Regions from separate parts of the Homo sapiens genome. Here region 1 is linked to region 2. Evidence: chromatin loops called from intact Hi-C (ENCODE). Cell type or tissue: GM12878. All regions are shown on one strand. Each heading gives the region's core, and the rest is flanking DNA. Links, peaks and the distances in the headings are about the cores only.

Evidence for each region. Hi-C counts contacts between places; a loop is a spot of excess contacts. Peaks named below come from ENCODE experiments on the same cell type or tissue, not always from the same donor. Only the 100,000 strongest peaks of a DNase experiment are listed, where the experiment ranks them.
Region 1: a loop joins it to region 2, with 4 times the contacts of the local background. A loop is called at or near these places in 1 of 110 quality-filtered maps.

What each region holds. Positions count from the first base shown.
Region 1 is chr7:98,789,770-98,801,145 of GRCh38, reverse strand. It overlaps the pseudogene RNU6-393P. Among named protein-coding and RNA genes, the nearest start is that of TMEM130, 75 kb to the left of the region's middle. RefSeq lists an enhancer at 4,677-4,736. In GM12878, for the core only: no CTCF peak of the experiment used is centred there; a DNase peak (open chromatin) is centred at 4,835; H3K27ac peaks cover 1,789 bases.
Region 2 is chr7:98,637,345-98,648,720 of GRCh38, reverse strand. No RefSeq gene overlaps it. Among named protein-coding and RNA genes, the nearest start is that of NPTX2, 26 kb to the right of the region's middle. RefSeq lists an enhancer at 5,353-5,412. In GM12878, for the core only: no CTCF peak of the experiment used is centred there; DNase peaks (open chromatin) are centred at 5,180, 6,440 and 6,880; H3K4me3 peaks cover 806 bases; H3K27ac peaks cover 447 bases.

The sequences.
Region 1 (11,376 bases), core at 1,184-9,183, 150 kb before region 2:
GGCTAGTGTCATCCATAGACTGCTCACTGTAGTGCCAAGATCTCACTTCTCTATGTGGTCTTCCTGGAGAGCACCTGGACTTTTTAGATGATGGCTCATAGCTTCCAAAAATTTAGAATCTAAGAGGGAAGACGTGGAAACTCACAGTCCTCCTAGCTCTAAAAGCTGAGCCCCAGTTGTGCCTTTTCTGCTACCCTGCAGACATAAAGCTGGTTCAAAGTGGGAAAGAACCTATTTCTGAATAAGGTCACACCCTGAGCTTCCAGGTGGACATGAATTTTGGGTGGGTGCTACCTCTGTCAGTCCGTTCTCACACTGCTGTAAAGAAATATCTGAAAGTCAAAAAATAACACATGCTGACAAGGTTGCAGAGAAAAGGGAACACTTATATACTGTTGGTGGAAGCGTAAATTAGTCCAACCATTGTGGAAAGCAGTATGGTGATTCCTCAAAGAGCTAAAAGCAGCACTACCATTCAACTCAGCAATCTCATTACTGGGTATATAACCAGAGAAATATAAATCATTGTATCATAAAGACACATGCACATGAATGTTCATTGCAGAACCATTCACCATAGCAAAGACAGGGAATCAACCTAAATGTCCATCAGTGACAACCAGATAAAGAAAATGTGGTACATATACACCATGGAATACTATGCAGCCACAAAAAAAGAATGAGATAATGTCTTTTGCGAGAACATGGATGAAGCTGGAGGCTATTATTCTCAGCAAACTAATGCAGGAACAGAAGACCAAATACTGCAAGTTCTCACTTATAAGTGGGAGCTAAATGATGAGAACTCATGAACACAAAGAAGGGAACAACACACACTGGAGTCTACTTGAGGGTGGAGGGCAGGAGGAGGGAGAGGAGCAGAGAAATAACAATTGGGTATGGGCTTAATACCTGGTTGATGAAATAATCTATACAACAAACCCTGATGACGCGAGTTTACCTATGCAACAAACCTTCACTTGTGCCCTTGAACCTAAAATAAAAGTTAAAACAAAGGAAATGCCTGAGATTGGCTAATTCATAAAGAAAAGAGGTTTAATTGGATCATGGTTCTATAAGCTATACAGGAAACACAGCAGCTTCTGCTTCTGGGGAGGCCTCAGTAAGCTTCCAATCATGGTGGAAGGTGAATGAGGATCAAAGTATCTTACATGGCTGGAGCAGGAGGGAGACAGTGAGTGGGGAGGTGCTATGCACTTTTTTTTTTTTTTTTTTGAGATGGAGTCTTACTCTGTCACCCAGGCTGGAATGCAGTGGCGTGATCTTGGCTCACCACAACCTCTACCTCCTGGGTTCAAGTGATTCTCCTGCCTCAGCCTCCTGAGTAGCTGGGATTACAGGCATGCACCACCACGCCCAGCTAATTTTTGTATTTTTAGTAGAGGTGACATTTTGCCAAGTTGGTCAGGCTGGTCTCGAACTCCTGACCTCATGATCCACCCACCTTGGCTTCCCAAAGTGTTGGGATTACAGGCGTGTAATCCTGGCCAGCTACACACTTTTAGACAAGCAGATCTCACCAGCACTTACTCATTATGGTTAGGACAGCACCAAGAGAGAAATCTGCCCCCATAATCCAATCAGCTCCTACCAGGTCCCACCTCCAGCATTGGGGATTACAACTGAATATGAGATCTGGTGGGGGCACAGATCCAAACCATATCACTATCCAACCCACTGCAGGAGATAACAACCTAGGCTCATGGAGATGCTGGAGGCCAGAATCCAATTGTGCAAAGAGCATGCTTAGTATGGGACCGGCAACAGAAGGGGTGCTCAATACATGCAGGTCGTTATTGTTACACACAAACAAGAGATGCAAAAAACACTGCCCTGCGCCTTCCCAACAAACACTCCTCCAGGGGAAACCAGGAATCAGAGCTGAGTAAATGTGGAAATGTACTTTTGCAGACTCCACAAAGCTAAACTCCAATTTGTCTTTTTTTGAGATGGAGTTTCACTCTTTTTTTTTTCCCCAGGCTAGAGTGCAATGGCATGATCTCGGCTCACTGCAACCTCCACTTCCTGGGTTCAAGTGATTCTCCTGCCTCAGCCTCCTGAGTAGCTGGGATTACAGGCATGCGCCACCACACCTGGCTAATTTTGTATTTTTAGTAGAGATGAGGTTTCACCATGTTGGCCAGGCTGGTCTTGAACTCCTGACCTCAAGTGATCTGCCCGTGTTGGCCTCCCAAAGTGCTAAGATTACAGGTGTGAGCCACCGCGCCTGGCTCAAGCTCCAATTTGATTTAGATCCGTGCATTTCGGGCTTAAGGAATTTATATTTACATAGTTGCATCATCATCTTCAGCATTCAAGCACATGTTATCTGGCAGAAACCGTGCAAAGTATCTTCCATGAGTGATCTAATTTAATCCTTACAAAGAAGGTTCAATTATTATCCCTATAAAAATGGAGAAGAGGGGCCGGGCGCGGTGGCTCATGCCTGTAATCCCAGCACTTTGGGAGGCTGAGGCGGGCGGATCACGAGGTCAGGAGATTGAGACCATCCTGGCTAACATGGTGAAACCCTGTCTCTACTAAAAAATACAAAAAATTAGCTGGGCGTGGTGGCAGGTGCCTGTAGTCCCAGCTACTCAGGAGGCTGAGGCAGGAGAATGGCGTGAACCTGGGAGGCAGAGCTTGCAGTGAGCTGAGATTGCGTCACTGCATTCCAGCCTGGGTGACAGAGCTAGACTCCGTCTCAAAAAAAAAAAAAAAAAAAAATAGAGATGAGAGAAATGACACCCAGAGATGTGATTGCCCACCCCAGGTTACACAGTGGGCAAGATGGGTGCTGGGACTTGAATCCTCTAAGTCCAGGGCCCCTGCCCTTCACCAGAATGAAAAGAGCCTTCTCTCTCCTGCTCTTCCTGGCAGAAGCATTTGTCCTCAGAAAGGATAAAGACTTGGTCTATGCTGGGTGCGGTGGCTTATGCCTGTTATCCCAGCACTTTGGGAGGCTGAGATGGGAGGATTGCTGGACCCCAGGAGTTCGAGACCAGCCTGGGCAACATAGAGAGACTCCATTTCTTTTCTATTTTTTTTGAGACGGAGTCTCCCTCTGTCACCCAGGCTGGAGTGCAGTGGTGCAATCTCAGCTCACTGCAATCTCTGCCTCCCAGGTTCAAGCGATTCTCATGCCTCAGCCTCACAAGCAGCCTGGAACTACACACACCACCACGCCTGGCTAATTTTTGTATTTTTAGTAGAGATAGGGCTTTGCCATGTTGCCCAGGCTGGTCTCGAACTCCTGAGCTCAAGTGATCCGCCCACCTCGGCCTCCCAAAGTGCTGGGATTACAGGTGTGAGCCACCGCGGCCGGCCAGGAGACACTCTATTTCTACAAAAAATAAAAAAAAATTAGCCAGGCGTGGTGGTGTGCACCTGTGGTCCCAGCTACTCTGGAGACTGAGGTGGGAGGATCACTCGAGCCCAGGAGCAGGAGGCTGCAGTGAGCTATAATGGCGCCACTGCACTCCAGCCTGGGGCACAGAGCAAGACCTTGTCTCCAAAAAAGTTAAAAATAATTGTTTAAAAAGACTTCATGGACAAGAAGCTGCTCTGTCTGTCCATTTGGCCACATCCAGTCCTCAGGGCTCTCAACTCAGGCCCAGCATCCCTTGCTCTGCCCCATCTGCAAATGTGCAGTGACAGCATCTATACTCCTGAAACCCTCCGTCGGCCTCTGACACAGCGGAACACGAAGAACACCCTTGAGCTCCTTGGCCTCCTGCGTGGCATCAGCCCCATGCCTCCCAAGGGCCCCATTATCTAAATTTAATCTCATGTGACAGGTGCCCAGAGCTGTTTCTGCCTGGTGATTTATGGAGACAAAGTGGGCCCCCTTCCAGACCGAGGGTAGTCTGCCCCAGCACCAAGATATGTGGGAGAACTGGTTCCAGGTTTGCCAGGCACCCAGGGCGACACCCACTTGTCCGTTCTGCCCATCCTGGGGACAGCAAAGTCCCTGGGCTACTTTGGAGTGGCTTTTTTATTTTTAAGTGCAAATACTTTTATATTCAGCCCCTGTAAAGCTATCGGATATTTGAAAAAATTGTGTATTTTTGTTGTTTTCTTTTTGAGACGACGCCTTACTCTGTTGCCCAGCCTGGAGTGCAGGGGCATGATCACAGCTCACTGCGGCCTGAAGGTCCTGGGCTTAAGTGATCCTCCGGCCTCAGCCTCCCGAGTACCTGGGACTACAGGTGCACGCCACCATGCCTTGTTGCTTTTTAATTTTTTTTTTTTCTTTTGTAGGGACAGGGTCTCACTATGTTGCTTAGGCTGGTCTTGAACTCCTGGTCTCAAGCAATTCTCCTGCCTCAGCCTCTCAAAGTTCTGGGATTATAGTGTGAATCACTGCACCCAGCCATAAAAACTTTTTTTGTTGGTTTGTTTTTGAGACAGAGTCTCACTCTGTTGCCCAGGCTGGAGGGCAGTGGCATGATCTCGGCTCACTGCGACCTCCACCTCCCAGGTCCAAGCAATTCTCCTGCCTCAGCCTCCTGAGTAGCTGGGACTACAGGTGTGGGCCACCACGCCCAGCTAAATTTTTTTGTATTTTTTTAGTAGAGACAGGGTTTCACCATGTTGGCCAGTCTGGTCTTGAACTCCTGACCTCTAATGATCCACCTGCCTTGACCTCCCAAAATGCTAGGATTATAGGCATGAGCCACCACGCCCAGTTGAAAGTTTTTAAATGTGAACCAAAGAATCTAGTTTTAAGAACTTAGCTAGGAACAAGTGAGTTCTTACTCACATAATGGAGTTCTCCAAATGAGTAACAGGAAGTGTAAAATGAAAGGCACGTCCCTTAGAGATTTGAAATTCTTCTGTGGCACAGTCCTGGCTGTGCTCTTTATTGAAGAAGTCTGCAGTCATTTTCAGAATTCACTCTAGAAGCTGACTTTTTAATTTGGGCATCCATAAACTAGTCATGGCAAAAGACACACAAACAAAAACACCATCACGCCAAAAAGGATGAAGAGCCAGGGATCCAACCAGTAGGAGAGCTCGGGAAGCGCGTTTGCTCTGGACTGAGGCCTGGCCACTTCTGGGGACCATCCTAGCCATCTGCCACGCGCCCACCTCCACCTCCTTCCTGAAGACCCGCCGCAACCCTAGCACTTGAAAAAGCCCTACTTATTCATTTTTGTTGTGGTAGAATAAACACTATGAAATTTACCATTTTAACCATTTTGAGTGTACAGTTGACCAGGTGTGGTGACTCATGCCTGTAACCCCAGCACTTTGGTAGGGCGAGGCAGGAGGATCGCTTGAGGCCAGGAGTTTGAGATCAGCCTGGGCAACATGGTGAGATCCCATCTCTATTTAAAATACAAAAATTAGCCAGTGTGCTGGTGCTTGCCTGTAGTCTCAGCTACTGGGGAAGTTGAGGCACAAGAATTGCTTGAACCCAGAAGGTGGAGGTTGCAGTGAGCTGAGATTGCACCACTGCACTCAGCCTGGGAGACTGAGTGAGATCCGTCTTTAAAAAAAAACAACAAAAAAGTTAGCCAGGTGTGGTGGTGCATCCCAGCTACTCGGGAGGCTGAAGCAGGAGGATTGCTTTGGCCAGGGAAGTCAAGGCTGCAGTGAGCTGAAATCGCACCACTGTACTCCAGTGTGGGTGGTAGGGTGAGACTCTATCTCAAAAAAAAAAAATATAAAAAAGTAGTTCAGTAGTGTTAAGTATATTCACATTGGCCAGGCACGTTCGCTCATGTCTGTAACCCCAGCACTTTGGGAGGCCGAGGTGGGTGGATCACCTGAGGTCAGGAGTTCAAGACCAGCCTGGCCAACATGGTGAAACCCTGTCTCTACCAAAAAAAAAAAAAAAATTAGCTGGGTATGATGGTGGGTGTCTGTAATCCCAGCTACTCGGGAGGCTGAGGCAGGAGAATTGCTTGAACCCAGGAGATGGACGTTGCAGTGAGCCAAGATGGTGCCACTGCACTCCAGCCTGGGCAACAGCGCGAGACTCTGTCTCAAGAAAAAAAGTATATTCACATTGTTGTGTAAGGAATTTCCAGAACATTTTTTATCTTGTAAAACTGAAACTCTATCCATTAAATACTAACTCCCCATTTCCCTCCTCCAGCCTCTGGTAACCCCCATTCTAGTTTCTGTCTCTATGAATTAGCTTGCTCTAGGTGCCCCATTTAAGTGGAATCATTCAATATCTGTCTTTTTATGACTGGTTTATTTCACTGAGCATACTGTTCCCATGTTTTATTATGTTGTGCCATGTGATAGAATTTCCATCTTTTTTATGGCTGAATAATATTCCATGGCATGGTGCTTGCTTTGGCAGCACATATACTAAAATTGGAAAGATACAGAGAAGATTAGCATGGCCCCTGCGTAAGGATGACATGCAAATTCGTGAAGCATTCCATATTTTTTTTCACAATAGCGAAGACTTGGAATCAACCCAAATTCCCATCACTGATAGACTGGATAAAGAAAATGTGGCATATATACACCATGGAACACTATGCAGCCATAAAAAAGGATGAGTTCATGTCCTTTGCAGGGACATCGATGAAGCTGGAAACCATCATTCTTAGCAAACTAACACAAGAACAGAAGACCAGACACCATGTGTTCTCACTCATAAGTGGGAGTTTAACAGTGAGAACCCATGGACACAGGGAAGGGAACATCACACACCAGGGCCTGTAGGGTGGTAGGAGGATAGAGGAAGGATAGCATTAGGAAAAATATCTAATGTAGATGACGGGTTGATGGGTGCAGCAAACCACCATGGCATGTGTATAACTATATAACAAACCTGCACGTTCTGCACATATATCCCAGAACTTAAAGTATAACAAAAAAAAATTTCATGGCACGAACGTATCACACTGTGTTTATCAATTTATCTGTTGATGGACACCTGGGTTGCTTCTACCCTTTGGCTATTGTAAATAATGCTGCTATAAAATTGGTTATGGATTAGCAGGGCATGGTGGTGCATGCCTGTAGTACCAGATCCTCAGGAGGCTGAGGCAGGAGAATCGCTTGAACCTGGGAGGTGGAGGTTGCAGTGAGTGGAGATTGTGCCACTGCCTTCCAGCCTGGGTGACAGAATAAGACTCTGTTTCAAAAAAAAAAATTGGTTATTCAAATGTCTCCTTGGGCCCCTGATTTCGCTTCCTTGGGGTACAAGGCCAGAAGTGCAACTGCTGGATCTGTTTTTAAGTTTTCGAGGAACTTTGTTCATTTCTTGTGTGCACTGCTGTCTATGAATCTTCAGAGGAGCGAGGTGCATGCAGGGAAAAGTCTAACATTTCCTCCTGAAGGCACTACCGGCGTGGCATGGGGGTTGTGGCAGTGGGTGAGGACTATTGCCCCTCTCTCTTTCTTCAGGAATCGCTGATGAAAGCCGCCACTTGGATCTCGTCAAATTTTCAAGAGAAAGAAAAAAGGGGTTTTGATGGAAGGCAAGATGACTTCAGGGCTCCTCTGGAGAAATTTTGTGATTTGAGGAGGGAGGGAGCTGGAGGGGGTTGCTTTTACTCTGTTCTGCACAATTCAGGTCCTGGAGCTTGATCGCAAATGCTGGTTTTGCAGTTATCAGGATCCACCAGACAGGAAAAAAGTTTCCCATGTTCAAAAGTGTGGACTAGCAGGGGCAAGAGCCCAGTTTGGTGCATAGTGAACAAATGCTGGTGATTGTACTGCATTTCACAATGCACAGGCCACATCTTTGTAAATGCATCAGCTAAAACTCTCTGGACTTGAAATAACTGCTCTCCTACACATAGGTCCCCAGGGGGAAAATGTCTACTGTAATCCAGTTTTTAAATGGAAAAGGAGAAAGAAAAAGCCCTGGTGGCATTTCTGCTGCAGGAAATTATCAGCAACTTGCTCACGGTTTTGGAGAAAATCTTCCAATTGATACAACATGTATCAATCTTCCAATCGATACAACATTCTAATCTTCCAATTGATACAACAATCTTCCAATTGAGACAACAATCCAATTGATACAACCATCTTCCAACTGATACAACATTCCAATCTTCCAATTGACACAACAATCTTCCAATTGATACAACAATCCAATTGATACAACCATCTTCCAACTGATACAACATTCCAGTCTTCCAACTGATACAACAATCTTCCAATTGATACAACAATCTTCCAATTGATACAACATTCCAATCTTCCAATTGATACAACATGTCAAAATTTCAGGGAAGACATCAAGAGCAGTTTGCATGAGGTAGGGAGTAGAGTTAGCAAAAGCAGAGAAGGCCTTAGACACAACCGGCATGGAAAAGGCCATTTGGGGCCAGGTGCGATGGCTCATGCCTGTAATCCCAGCACTTTGGGAGGCCGAGGTGGGCAGATCACCTGAGGTCAGGAGTTCGAGACCAGCCTGGGCAACATGGTGAAACCCCATCTCTAGTAAAAAATACAAAAATTAGCCAGGCGTCATGGCATGTGCCTGTAATCCCAGCTACTCGGGAGGGTGAGGTAGGGAGAATTGCTCGAACTCGGGAGACAGAGGTTGCAGTGAGCCCAGATCGCACCACTGCACTCCAGCCTGGGCAACAGAGCGAGACTCCGTTTCAAAACAAACAAACAAACAAAAAACCGAAAAACAAAAAATAAAAGGCTGTTTGGGGGTTAGGGAAGGATTTTTTAAATTGGTAGGAAGCATGGGAAACTATCGGAAATTGCTTTTATTTTACTTTATTTATTTATTTATTTTTTAGAGACAGGGTCTTTCTCTGTCACCCAGATTGAAGTGCAGTGGCACGAACACAGCTCACTGCAGCCTCCAATCCTTAGGCTCAAGCAATTCTCCCACCTCAGCCTCTCCAGTAGCTGGGACCATAGGTCCACTCAACCATGCCTGGCCCATTTTAAAATGTTTTGTAGGGCCAGGCAAGGTGGCCCACGCCTGTAATCCCAGCACTTTGGGAGGCCAAGGCAGGAAGATCACTTGAGGTCAGATGTTCAAGACCAGCCTGGGCAACATGGCAAAACCCTATCTCTACTAAAAATACAAATACAAATAATAATAATAATAATTAGCTGGGGATGGTGGTGTGTGCCTGTAATCTCAGCTACTCAAGAGGCTGAGGCAGGAGAATTGCTTAAACCTGGGAGGTGGAGGTTGCAGTGAGTCAAGATTACACCATTGCACTCCAGCCTGGGTGACAGAGCGAGACTCCATCTCAAAAAAATAAATAAATACAAATACAAATAAAAAATTAATAAATAATAAATAAGAATAATAGAATAAAAAACCTTTTTGTAGACACAAGGTCTCACTATGTTGCCCAGGGTGGTCTTGAACTCTTGCCCAGAGAGGTCCTCAAGCGATCCTCCCACAGGAGTCTCCCAAAATGCTGAGATTATAGGCGTGAGACACAGCACCTGGCCTAGAGAATGCTTTTAAATCCCAGAAGATGCTTTTCAATCACTTCTTGCCTTGCAATGAATCTGACACCTCTCTCTTCTGATCCCTCTCTCAGGCTGTCAGGAGCTCCTGTTCCTGGGTCCTCGCCGGTCTCTGGAGGACCTGCCTCCTGTTTTCAGGGCTGTGTCTTTCCCAGGTAGATGGACCCCAGGGCCTCTGAGGATGTTCCAGGAGGAATTCTCACCAAGAGGCTCAGGTCAGCAAAAGAAAAATGTCAGGGGGCAGAAATCACTCCCCTGCCCCAAGTCCAATGGAATCAGCTGTAGGAAGGAATTCTAAACACATCCCTGCCTGAGCTCTGTTCCTTCCCAGCCAAATGATGTCTGCATGGGGCAGTGTGGAGGCAGCAACACCAGGACCCCTGACGTGGGCTGCAGGCTCTCCAGGCACTCCTGGGCTGGCACCGGATGTTGGCTGGAGCTGTGGGCACAGCAGCCCCGGGATTCCTGCCCAAGGCTCACTTTGCCCATCATTGGAGGCTTGAGGGAGATTGTGAACCAGCTCAGAGCAGCCGAGTCATAAATCCAGGCTTGCACAGGGTGCAACAGAATTACTTCCTCTCTGGAAGAACTCACTGCAGTCATTCAGGAGGGTTTGCTGGTGGAGAGAAGGGTTGACTGTGGAAAGACACCAGAATTCTGGTGTTTTCTCCATGTCGTCTTGCCTTCTCAGTCACTCTGAAGAAAGAACTCATGCTTGCCACCACTTAATAACCACCTCTTATGGATCTGGCCATCTCTGTGCAGCATCTCATCTCTCATTTTTTTTTTTTTTTTTTTTTGAGACGAAGTCTCACTCTGTCGCCCAGGCTGGAGTGCAGCAGCACGATCTCGGCTCACTGCAACCTCTGCCTCCCCAGTTCAAGAGATTCTCCTGCCTCAGACTCCCAAGTAACTGGGATTACAGGCGTGCACCACCACACCTGGCTAATTTTTGTACTTTTAGTAGAGAGAGGGTTTCACCATGTTGGCCAGGCTGGTCTCGAACTCCTGACCTTATGATCCGCCTGCCTTGGCCTCCCAAATTGCTGAGGTTACAGGCGTGAGCCACCGCGCCCAGCTTGCATCTCATCTCTTATGGGCTGAATGGTGTCTCTCTAAAATTCATGCATTGAAATTGTACACCCCAGTACTTGAGAATGTGGCTGTGTTTGGAGACAGGGTCTTTAATTAATTAATTAATTAATTAATTAATTTTTTGAGATGGAGTCTCACTCTGTCACCCAGGCTGGAGTACAGTGGCGTGATCTCGACTCACTGCCACATCTGCCCCACCATGTTCAAGTGATTTTCATGTCTCAGCCTCCTGAGTAGCTGGGATTGCAGGTGTGTGCCACTGTGCCTGGCCAATTTTTGTATTTCTAGTAGAGACGGGGTTTCACCATGTAGGCCAGGCTGGTCTTGAACTCCTGACCTCAAGCGATCCACCCACCTCGGCCTCCCAAAGTGTTGGGATTACAGGCGTGAGCCACCATGCTCAGGAGACAGGTCTTCAAAAGTAGTAATTGAGTTGACATGAGGTTGTTAGGGGTGGGCCTTAAGCCAACATGGCTGCTGTCCTTCTAAGAAGAGGAAATTTGGACTCCGTCTCATACAGAGGGAAGACCATACAGGAAGAGGATGCCCTCTACAAGCCAAGGAGAGAGGCTTCAGAAGGAACCCACTGGACTGGGCATGGTGGCTCATCCCTGTAATCCCAGCACTTTGGGAGGCTGAGGCAGGCGGCCCATGAGGTCAGGAGTTCGAGACCAGCCTGACCAACACAGTGAAACCCCGTCTCTACTAAAAATACAAAAATTAGCCAGGCATGATGGTGGGCACCTGTAATCCCAGCTGCTTGTGAGGCTGAGGCAGGAGAATCACTCAAATCTGGGAGACGGAGGTTGCAGTGAGCCTACATCGTGCCATTGCACT
Region 2 (11,376 bases), core at 2,102-10,101:
AAGATTTGGTAGGTAGAACCAGAGAAGTGTTTAGTCTGGGGTTAATTTTCCCCCACTACTGAGGCAAGACCCTTCTGAATATTCTCCCTGATACCCTGTGAATTATGAGGATTTCTACTCTGGCTGGAGGGAACAGAAACTATTCCCATTCCTGCGTGAGCTCCTTGAATTGTTCTTTCTAATCCTTTTGGGCGATTCTTTCCCTGGCCTCAGGTAATTTTTTTTTTTCTTTTTTTGAGAGAAGTCTCACTCTGTCGCCCAGGCTAGAGTGCAGTGGCATGATCTTGGCTCACTGCAACCTCCACCTACCCAGTTCAAATGATTCTCCTGCCTCAGCCTCCTGAGTAGCTGGGATTACAGGCACCTGCCACCATGCCTGGCTAATTTTTGTATTTTCAGTAGAGACGGGGTTTCACCATGTTGGCCAGGCTGGTCTCGAACTCCTGACCTTAGGTGATTCGCCCGCCTTGGCCTCCCAAAGTACTGGGATTACAGGTGTGAGCCACCACGCCCAGCCAGTAATTTTCTCACATACATGTGCTGGCCAGTACTCAACTAAAGATGGCTAGAATCCCTCCTCTCTTATTTCCTTGTACCTGGCACTGTATTCCCCATGGGAAGCCCCACTTATTTAAGAGACAAAGAATAGCTCTTGGCTGCCTTTGGAACCAAGAAATTGGTCTTTAACTGGAACAAAAACTGAGACCAGAGCAGATAGAGCATTGTCTACCTACTGCGGGTCCTGGAGCTTACTGTGGAAACAAGGACACCCTCCAATAGGGAGAAGGAGGCTGAATCTGGGCTTTAGAGATTGCCCGGTTGCTGGGTTGAGAATGGAAGGTGCACGGATCCATCCTGCAGGCCGTGTATGATGAGTAAACTGAGCCGGAGTTCATCGCTGAATTGCCCAAGGAGACACAGCTGGAAGGGACAGAGTGGGGTCTGACCCAAGCTGCCTCAATCTGGGGCACCTGCTCTCAGTCCCATAGCAGACAACCTCTCCAAGAGTGCACGTTGCCATGCAGCCTTGGTATTTCACCAAGCAGCATCTGCTGTCATCCCCATAGCCTGTGGTTTCAGCTATTTGGGAGGCTGAGGTGGGAGGATCTCTTGAGTCTGGGAGTTCAAAGCTGCAGTGAATCAGCATCAGAATCATCTTGGAGTTCATAAACAAAGCAGAATCCTGGGCCCTCACAGATTCCCTGAGTCAGAGTCCCCAGGGAATGGCCTGGAAACCTGTAGGCAGGTTGTTCTGAGCTGCACTTAGATAGCTGGATCTTAGCCAGTGTGCTTCATGGTGCAAAAGACAGAACGCCCGATGCTCCCATGGGGTCGGCTCAGGGCCTTCAACAAGGACCAGGCTGCTGGGCACAGTGGCTTATGCCTGTAATCCCAGCACTTTGGGAGGCTGAGGCAGGCTAATCACTTGAGGTCAGGAGTTTGAGACCAGCCTGACCAACAAGGTGAAATCCCATCTCTACTAAAAATACAAAAATTAGCCAGGTGTGGTGGCACATGACTGTAATCCCAGCTACTCAGAGGCTGAGGCAAGAGAATTGCTGGAACTTGGGAGGCAGAGGTTGCAGTGAGCCGAGATTGTACCATTGCACTCCAGCCTGAGCAAGAAGAGGGAGACTTCATCTCTAAATAAATGAATAAATAAAATAAAAATTAGACTGGTGTGCTGGCACATACCTGTGGTCCTAGCCACTGGGGAGGCTGAGGCAGGAGGATCACTTGAGCCCAGGAGTTGGAGGCGTCAGTGAGCTATGATTGCACCACTGCACTCCAGCCTGGGCAACAGAGCGAGACCCCAACTTTAAAAAGAAAAAAAAAAAGCGAATGTGGAGGCCAATAGTGTCCAGCACACACATGCTATTAATTGCTATGCCAATGTGGGTGAGAAGTCAGCTGGGTGGTCAGCCTGGAGGAGGAGGGATGAGCTGGGGCCTAAGGATGGGGGCAGAGTACAGACAGATGGAGAAGAAAGGGCATCACCATTGGGCCACAGCCTGAGCAGAGACCAATGTCCTGGGATATTTCCAGGGACCTCCCGCAGCAGCTAGTACACAACAGGCAGTTAATAATTACACAGCTGGCAATGGCACCCACATTGGCAGGGGAGCCCCTTCATTTCTTCTTGCTGAGCCAAGTTGTTGCCCCATATTTACAGTTAATCACTCACATTCACCCAATAGAATAGCCTGGAAACCACTCTTGGAGCAGGACTCCAAGAAAAGACGTGAAAATTTCCATGTTCCTGCAGAAAACATGATTGACATTCCAGTTGGGCTGGCATCAGTCTCATCTTCTCCTTTGCTTCCCAGCTCATTAGAATTTAATATTGGGTTCATCCTTCCCTCAGCCTTCGCCTGGGCATGCTTCTGAATCTAGCCTGATCCGGATCAGTGGAGATGGAAATGGGGAGGACATGCTTGTGCTGAAAAGGAAATGTTGTCTGGGTCTGAAACTGTAGCTGGAAAAGCTGACCTGGCCTCTGGTCTCCAGGTGTTGGGGAGTTGGAGCCTTAGGGACTGTGCTTGCCTGGGGCTCAAGATAGAATGGCTGCTCCAGGCTGGGTGCGGTGGCTCATGCCTATAATCCCAGTACTTTGGGAGGCTGAGGTGGGCGGATCACTGGCCAACATGGTGAAACTCCTGTCTCTACTAAAAATACAAAAATTAGCTGAGTGTGGTGGCAGGCATCTGTAATCCCAGCTACTCGGGAGGGTGAAGCAGGAGAATCGCTTGAACCCGGGAGGCAGAGGTTTTAGTGAGCTGAGATCGCAGCACTGCACTCCAGCCTGGGCAACAGAGCAAGATTCTGTCTCAAAAATAAAAAAGACTGGCCGGGCACGGTGGCTCACCCCTGTAATCCCAGCACTTTGGGAGGCTGAGGCAGGCAGGTCACGAGGTCAAGAGATTGAGACCATCCTGGCCAACATGGTGAAACCCTGTCTCTACCAAAAATACAAAAATTAGCTGGGTGTGGTGGCAGATGCCTATGAATCCCAGCTACTCAGGAGGCTGAGACAGAAGAATTGCTTGAACCCGGGAGGCAGAGGTTGCATTGAGCTGAGATCGTGCCACTGCACTCCAGCCTGGCGACAGAGCGAGACTTTGTATCAGAATAAATAAATAAAGTAAAAAAGACTGGTCACTCCCTCGGGCCTGTTAGATGCTCCCCCAGCTTAGAAAGTGAGTGTCAGCTGGATTGGCCTAGGAGTCATCTTCCCTTCTTCATTATCCTCCACTCACTCTCTAGATACTCATGGGAGAAGCTGCTTAGCCCTGGCACCAGGCTGGGCTCAGGGAGTGCACGATGAACAAGGCAGACCCAGTCTCTGCTTTCAGTCCTACATATGGGGACAGAAAATACACAAGCAGGCCAGGAGCAGTGGCTCACGCCTGTAATCCCAGCACTTTGGGAGGTCGAGGCAGGCGGATCACCTGAGGTCAGGAGTTCGAGACCAGCCTGGCCAACACGGAGAAACCCCATCTCTACTAAAAGTACAAAAATTAGCTGGGCGTGGTGGCATGCATCTGTAATCCCAGCTGCTTAGGAGGCTGAGGCAGGGGAATTGCTTGAACCAGGGAGGTGGAGGTTGTAGTGAGCCAAGATCACGCCACAGCACTCCAGCCTAGGTGACAGAGTGACTCCAGCCTAGGTGACAGAATGACTCCAGCCTAGGTGACTCCAGCCTAGGTGACAGAGTGAGACTTCATCTCAAAAAAGAAAAAAAGAAAAAGAAAAAAAAGTACACAAGCAGTCAAGAGACACACTAGAGGCCAAGCATGGTGGCTCACTCTTTACATTCAACATTTTGGGAGGCCAACGTAGGAAGAGTGCTTGAGGCCAGGTGTTCCAGACCAGCCTGGCCGACATAGCGAGACCCCAGCTCTGTAAAAAATACAAAAACATTGGCTGGGTGCAGTGGCTCACGCCTGTAATTCCAGCATTTTGGGAGGCCGAGGTGGGTTTTCAAGACCAGCCTGGGCAACATGGTGAAATCCCGTCTCTACTAAAAATACAAAAATCAACTGGGCACAGCAGCATACGCCTGTAATCCCAGCTACTTGGGAGGCTGAGGCAGGAGAATCACTTGAACCCGGGATGCAGAGGTTGCAGTGAGCTGAGATGGCGCCACTGAGTGTGACAGACTGAGACTCCATCTCAAAAAAAAAAAAATTTAGTTGGATGTGGTAGTATGCACCTCTGGTCCCAGCTATTTGGGAAGCTGAGGTGGGAGGATTGTTTGAGCCTGGGAGTTCAAAGCTGCAGTGAGCTATGATTGCGACACTGCACTCCAGCCTGGGATACAAAGGGAGACCCTGTCTCTAAATATAATAATAATAATAATAATAAACACACCAGATGACGATGGGAAGTCATCGTGCTCTAGAGATCATAAAGCAGGTGCCGTAAGAGGGAGGGAAGGATGGGGCACAGGAGAGGAAGAGGTCTGGGAAGGCCCCTCTGAGGCTGTGTCCCTTGAGCATTTTCCTGGGTGGCAGGAAGGAGGGAGTCGGTGCGTGGAGAGAATCTCATTCTAGGCTCTTTGCACCTTCCAAGTGCTTCGCTCCAAAGCAGGTGAATGAAGCAGTGGGAACCCAGGTGAGTAAGGAGTCACTCGGTAAGGCGCAGCAGATAGCTCAGGAAACCCCATAGGGCGTGTGAGCAGAGCACGCAGGACTGGATTATCGCAGGGTGATGGCAGCTTCAGAGGGGAACTCCAAGGACAAGAGCACCCAGGGGGCCCACTCCACCCACTCCAGATGCCTCCCTGATCTGTGGGGCAGGGACAGGCAGGGTGCAGGGTTCAGCTGGATTCCTGGCCATTGACTGACCTGGGCTGCCCTGGCTCTGAGCTGGTGACCTGGCTCCTGCAAGCTTGTATCCTCACTGGGGTCCTCCTCCTGCCCCTTCTCCACCTGGCACAGCAGGGCTGGGCACCAGGTCTCTTTGCCTGGTCCAGGAAATGTGCCTCCATTGGGGCCTGCGGTCCCACTTCTGGGTCTGGTCTCTTTCCTGCATTTCCTTCTCCAACCCTGAGGCATTCTAGGTTCTGGGGTTGTGTACTGTAGAATAACTGTGTCATCTCCCATACGCTGAGTATATGCTGCATGCTGGGCCCTGGGGGAGTCCCTTCCTTGCCATGATAGCCAAACTCACAGCAGGAACTGGGGGCCAGAGATGGCCCCAGCCATCTCTGCCACCTGGTATTCACAGCCTCTCATATATTGTAATAAGGTTAGTCTGTGTGACCAGTACAAGACAGTAGAAGTGAGGGCATGTCTTCAAAGGCTAGGTCATAAACCACATTACGCTTTCTCAGATTGCTCACCCTGGGAAGCCAGCTGCCCTGTCATGAGCAGCCCTTTGTGTTTTTTTTTTTTTTTTTTTTTTTTTAGAGACAGGGTCTTTCTCTGCAGCCCAGGCTGGAGTGCAGTGGTGCAATCATGGCTCACTGCAGCCTCAACCTCTGGGCTCAAGCGATCCTCCTACTTCAGCCTCCTGAATAGCTGGGACCATAGGTGCTCCACCATGCCTAGATAATTTTTTACTTTTTGTAGAGATGGGGTCTCCCTGTGTTGCCCAGGCTGGTCTGGACCTCCTAAGCTCAAGCGATCCTCTCACCTCAGCCTCCTAAAGTGTTGGGATTACAGGCGTGAGCTACCACGCACTGCCGTGAGCAACCCTTTGGAGAGGCCCACGTTGTGAGGAACTGAGGCCTCCTGCCAACAGCCATGCGCAGAAGCCATCATGGAAAGGGCTCCTCCCACCCAGTCCAGTCTTCAGGACTGCAGCCCTGGCCAACTATTTTTTTTTTTTTTTTTTTTGAAGTGGAGTCTCACTCTGTCACTCAGCCTGGAGTGCAGTGGCACAATCTTGGCTCACCGCATCCTCTGCCTCCCAGGTTCAAGCAATTCTCATGCCTCAGCCTCCCGGGTATCTGGGACTACAGGCATGCCCCACCATGCCTAGTTTATTTTTGTATTTTTTTTTTTTTTTTTAGAGATGGGTTTTCACCATGTTGGCCAGGCTGGTCTCAAACTCCTGACCTCAAATGATCCACCTGCCTCGGTCTCCCAAAGTGCTGGGATTACAGGCATGAGCCAATGCTCCTGGTCCTGGCCAACATTTTGATTGTGACTTTATGAAAGACCCCTGAGCCAGAACTACCCAGCAAGGCCACTCCTGGACTCCTGACCCACAGAAACAGTGAGATATTAAACATTTGTTGTCTTCAGCTGGTAAGTTTTGGAGTCATTCGTTACGTAGCAACCAATAGCTAATACAGTCAGCTCCTTCAGTCCTCAGGAGAAGTCTCTGCTGTGTAAGACTATTGTTCTCCCTGGTCCAAGCAGAAAACAGCAGCTCACAATCACCCAAAGAGGAAGTTGTGCAGAGAAATGCAAACTTGAGGGTTTGCATCTGTTGGAGCTGGTGCCACATCAGACCTCTGGGCTTTCCATCCGTCGGCAACCATACCGCCCTACTCAGCAAGCGTGACCTAAGCTTGGAAGGCTTAACTCCTCAAAATAAGCCCACAAGGGTTCATCGCCCTGATTTCACAGATGAGCAAACACGTCAGACCACCACGACTCACTCAGGGTCGCACAGCTGGTGAGGAGGGGCGCCCTGCGGGAATTCAGTCACCTGGGTTTATTGGAGGCTGGTGCCCTGCTGTGCAGGAGTGGCACCTCTTCAGGGCAGGGAGGAATGCTGAGGTGTCTGCCCAAGGCTGGTCTTTGTGGTCTCAGGCTGTCCCCCAACTCCAGGGCTGCTGGGCCTGGTGAAAACCTGAAGATTCCCCTTCCACTTCCCCAAACCCTCAGCTGGCACAGAGCCTACAGCCTGGGGTGATGAGATGTGGTCACCTGCAGGACCGGGGTTTTAAGAAGCAGCTGTTTCCTGTGGTCTTGACTTTTAAAGAGGTTTCAAGTCCAACTTGGACCCTCAGCTCTGGGGATGCCTGTAACCATGGCAGCGGCTCACAACAGCAACAACAAATATTTGCTGAAAGAGAAAGAGCAGGGAGGGAGGGAGACAGCGAGGGAAGCAGGAGCATGGCTCACCCCTGGGCACCTGCAGATGGCTGGGGGGCTATCCCTAGGTTCCCAGGGGGCACTCAGATGCCTCCAGTAACAACTTTTCTACTATCCTGTGCCTGGGTGGAGAGTTTGTCTGTGGGGGTGTTGGGAGGTCCCATGCCCCGTCTTAAGCACTGTTTCCCCCAGGTCTCTGCATAAAATATGTCCCCAGGACATCATGTCCAGGACCAGACCTCAGGTGGGCCTCCCTTGACCTAATTATTCATGTGAACTTAGACAAGTCCTTTCTTTTACCAGAGCCTCAGTTTCCTCATCTGCGAAAGGGGAATAGCAAACTGGCCTGTGTTTTCAGAGGTGTGTGGCTAAAGTGAATTCCAGGCCAGGCACAGTGGCTCACAGCTGTAATCTCAGCGCACTGGGAGGCTGAGGCCGGAGGATCGCTTGAGGCTAGGAGTTTGAAGCAAGCCTGGGCAGCAAAGTGAGACACTGTCTCTATAAAAAATAAAAATAAATAATTTTTTTTTAAGAGGGAGTCTCACTCTGTCACCAAGGCTGGAGTGCAGTGGTGCAATCTTGACTCACTGCAACCTTCACCTCCTGGGTTCCAGTGATCCTCCTGCCTCCGCCTCCTGAGTAGCTGGGATTACAGGTGTGCACCACCAAGCCTGACTAATTTTTGTATTTTTAATAGAGATGGGGTTTCACCATGCTGGCCAGGCTGGTCTTGAACTCCTGGCCTCAGGTGATCCACTTGTCTCGGCCTCCTAGAGTGCTGGGATTACAGGTGTGAGCCACAGTGTCTGGCCAAAATAAATAAAAATTTAAAAACTGAAATGAATTCCAGCCGTCACCATCTAGAGCATCCTGTTGAAGGATTGTTGTAAAGATCCCATCACTGGCTTCCAGGACAGAGTGATGTCGTGAGCTCCAGGCCACATTCCAGATAGCCCAGAGAGGGAAAGTGGCTTGCCCTGGGCCACACAGCAAGGGCAACGAGACCCAGAACTTAGCTACCTCATCCTGCTGCCTTCTCAGGCCATGAGGGCGCCCCCTGCTCGGCTGTCACCAGCTGTGTGGTTGTGATGGATGGCTGAGCCAGGCTTCCCTGCGGATGTGCTCAGGGCTTAGCTACTATCTGGGTCAGGGCCCTGGGTGAGCCATGTGCATGGACAGTGTCTGCTGAGCAAGTTTCCGCAGAGAGAAGACGGAAATAGAACCCCGTAGGCCTAAGCTGCCAGGAAGGGACCCTGGGTTCTCCCAGTGGGGCGGTCCCTATCACCACAGGTTTGCAGGTTAACTGGTCCACATACAGACTTTGATGTATACATAGGCCAAATGCTGCATTTATATTTAAATTACATCTCAGGGGTAAAAAATAGACTACATCCTATTATTAAGAGAATGAGGTGTGCAGAGCTAGCATGCAGAAATACTACAGAGAGATCCAGGATGGAGCATCCGTTTTTTTCAGAAGTCTGGGGCCTTGGATCCTCACCTCTAAACGGGGGTGGTGTCCATGCTCCACATTCCCCCCAGCTGGGAGTGAGTCTGAATATTCTCGAGACTCTGGCCTGAAAGTCTCCTGGGAGGCATCTCCACCTGCCTCTTCTCAGCTGAAAGCTCATATACATTTATTTTTTTCATTTCCCTGTTTTTGCACTGGACATACCTAAAATAGAACGGGAGGTAGGGCTGTGAGGAGCAGTCCCCAGGCACAGACTCTTCTTGGAGGTCCCCAAGGAATGGTCCAGGCTCCAGGAGCAGGAAGCTGTTTGGTGAGGCTTCAAATTTACCCTCCACATCCATGCCATAAAGAGACCTGCAACAAAGTGGCCCTTTCCACTGCAGAATTAAACCGAGAGCCCACTAGGGGTGGGATGCCCTCCTCATCTATGCCACATCTGGATTCCTCAGCTCTACTAGAGGCCCCTGCTTCTAACGAGCAGCTTGGGGACCAGCTGAAGGGCTGCCCTGGGGAAAATGAACACTGTCTGCAGCAATTGAGCTGGTCCTGCACTTCAGGGTTGCTTGCCTAAGGAGAAGATGCTAGGCATGGCCATCTCCTGGGACCTCCCTACCACACAAGGCCATCTCAGAACAGGCAGGAGATCCGGGGCCTATAGAGCATGCACCCTGAGGAAGGACATCAGAGAGTTCCTCCACTCGAGCCCATCACCCTTTGGGGCAGACAGCTTGCTCAGTCATTCCACTGTCCCTGGACAGATGTGCAGATGTGGAGTGAAAGATGGCAGACAGACCACACTCAGTCGAGGACTTATCCCCAGACTGGAAGCCACTGAACACTTGCTGGGATAAGCCTCCTGGAAGCCTCTATCAGGTCCCTGGGGCAGGTGGCAGCTGGCAGGCCTCCTCCCTGGTAGGGCTGTGTGGCCTCAGCCAGACCTTCCTTGCCTGCTGGCTGGGGCCTCAGCCCCCACCAGCCAGCTGACCTCAGCCACCTACCACCTGAGAGAGGAACTCTCTCAGCCTATCTCTGCCCCATCCAGCTGTAACCCTGACCCAAGCCTTGATCAAAGGCCAACACACATCTTGACAAAGACATCATTATTGATTTGCCCAAAACCAGTAATCAATAGCCACAATAAATGTAAATGGTCTAAATTCCCCAACTAAAAGGCAGAGTGTGTCAGATTTCAACCCAGCCATTGCACTCCTAGGCACTGGCCCTAGAGAAAATTCTTGCACACTGCATTAGTAGATACGCACCATCCAACAGTCCCTGAGTAGGAGAATGGATAGAGAACCATAATATATGCCGTCAGGAAAGACTAGATAGCAGTGAAAATTATCAGCCTGGAGAAATCTCAAAAACATAATATCAAGAAAAAAAAAGCAAGTCACAGAAGAACTCATAGAGTTTGATCAAGCAATGATATGCGTGGCCAATTCTCTCATCTCCGTCAAGTCTTGGATCAAATGTCATCTTCTCAAAGAGGCCTCCTCCATTGCCCTACCTTAAATTGTGAACCCCCGACAACCACATTTCCATTCCCCCTTTCCCGGAGCACTTGTCATCTTCTAACAAATTATATAATTTACTTACTCATCTGTCTAGTATTTATCATCATTCTCCTTCCTCCAGAATGTTAGATCCACAAGGTGAGGAGTCTTTTTCTTTTTTGTTCATTGATTTCAACAAAGTTCCCAGCAAAGTACCTGGTATAAAATAGGCATTAACTAAATATTTCTTAAACTGAGTCATTGGTACACAAATATTCATTTATGATTATTCTTTCTACTGTGCATATGCATATACTTGGTCTATTGTATCTATGATGTCTCGTAATAAACTATACTTTAAAGATGATAAATAGGTGTGATATTTCTTGCAAGATCTGAGTCTTCAGCTGAGACACAGACTCTCCATGATCTATGCTGCCCTCTTAAGCACAGAAAGCCAGGGTTGACCATATTATTCCCGAAGGGCATGATCGCTTGTGTATGATGATGAGTGACAAGGAAATGTCATCCCGCCCCCCAGCTGTAGTCTTCTGTGATTTATCTCTGCTTGAACAGGGTTTTAAAATGTGCCTGTGAATATTTGCACTGACAACTACAGAGAGCAGAATCGCTTTGTAGAGAAAAGTAAAACAACTTGGTAAATTTGTTTTGTGCTTCTTTGAGAAAACAATGGGAAGCTCGCCGTTCGTCAAGGCCAAAGTCATATAACCCAACCTGCACAATCCCAGCCTTGACAAGCTTCTTACCATGTTGAAATTCCCAGGAACAATCAAATTGCTTCTGTGTGACTGCTCAATACCAACCCCTTACAGAGTCATCCAGCTGCTCTGTGAGCCACCAAGGCTGAGGTCAACAACTCTTCTTGACTGGTTCGGTGTGTAGCTGAAGGTAGAGCTATGGATGATTAAAGAAGTCACTATGGAAACTGCCCCTCCCTCAGCCTTAGCCAGGTGAAGGCTTTCTGATATAGCAATTTGCTTAATTGGCTCCATTCTGTCTCTCATACTAGACTGTGAAGTGAAGACCATGTCTCATTCATGTAGACACTACACACAGTAGGATAATGCATGTTGAGTTAAATTGGCTTATGCATGAATATGCTTCCTACCAGTGAGGAGTCAATGGTCTAAGTAAGGATGAACATATCTGTTTCTGTACATTTACTTTCAAACAGTAGTGAGGCTGGGAGTACCTAGAAGCAAGGACTATGTTTTTAATCCAATTTTCAAAAATTTATCTTTTATTCGTTTTAGACACAGAGTCTTGCTCTGTTATCCAGGCTGGAGTGCAGTGGTGTAATCACAGCTCACTGCAGCCTTGACCCCCTGGGTCAAGTGAT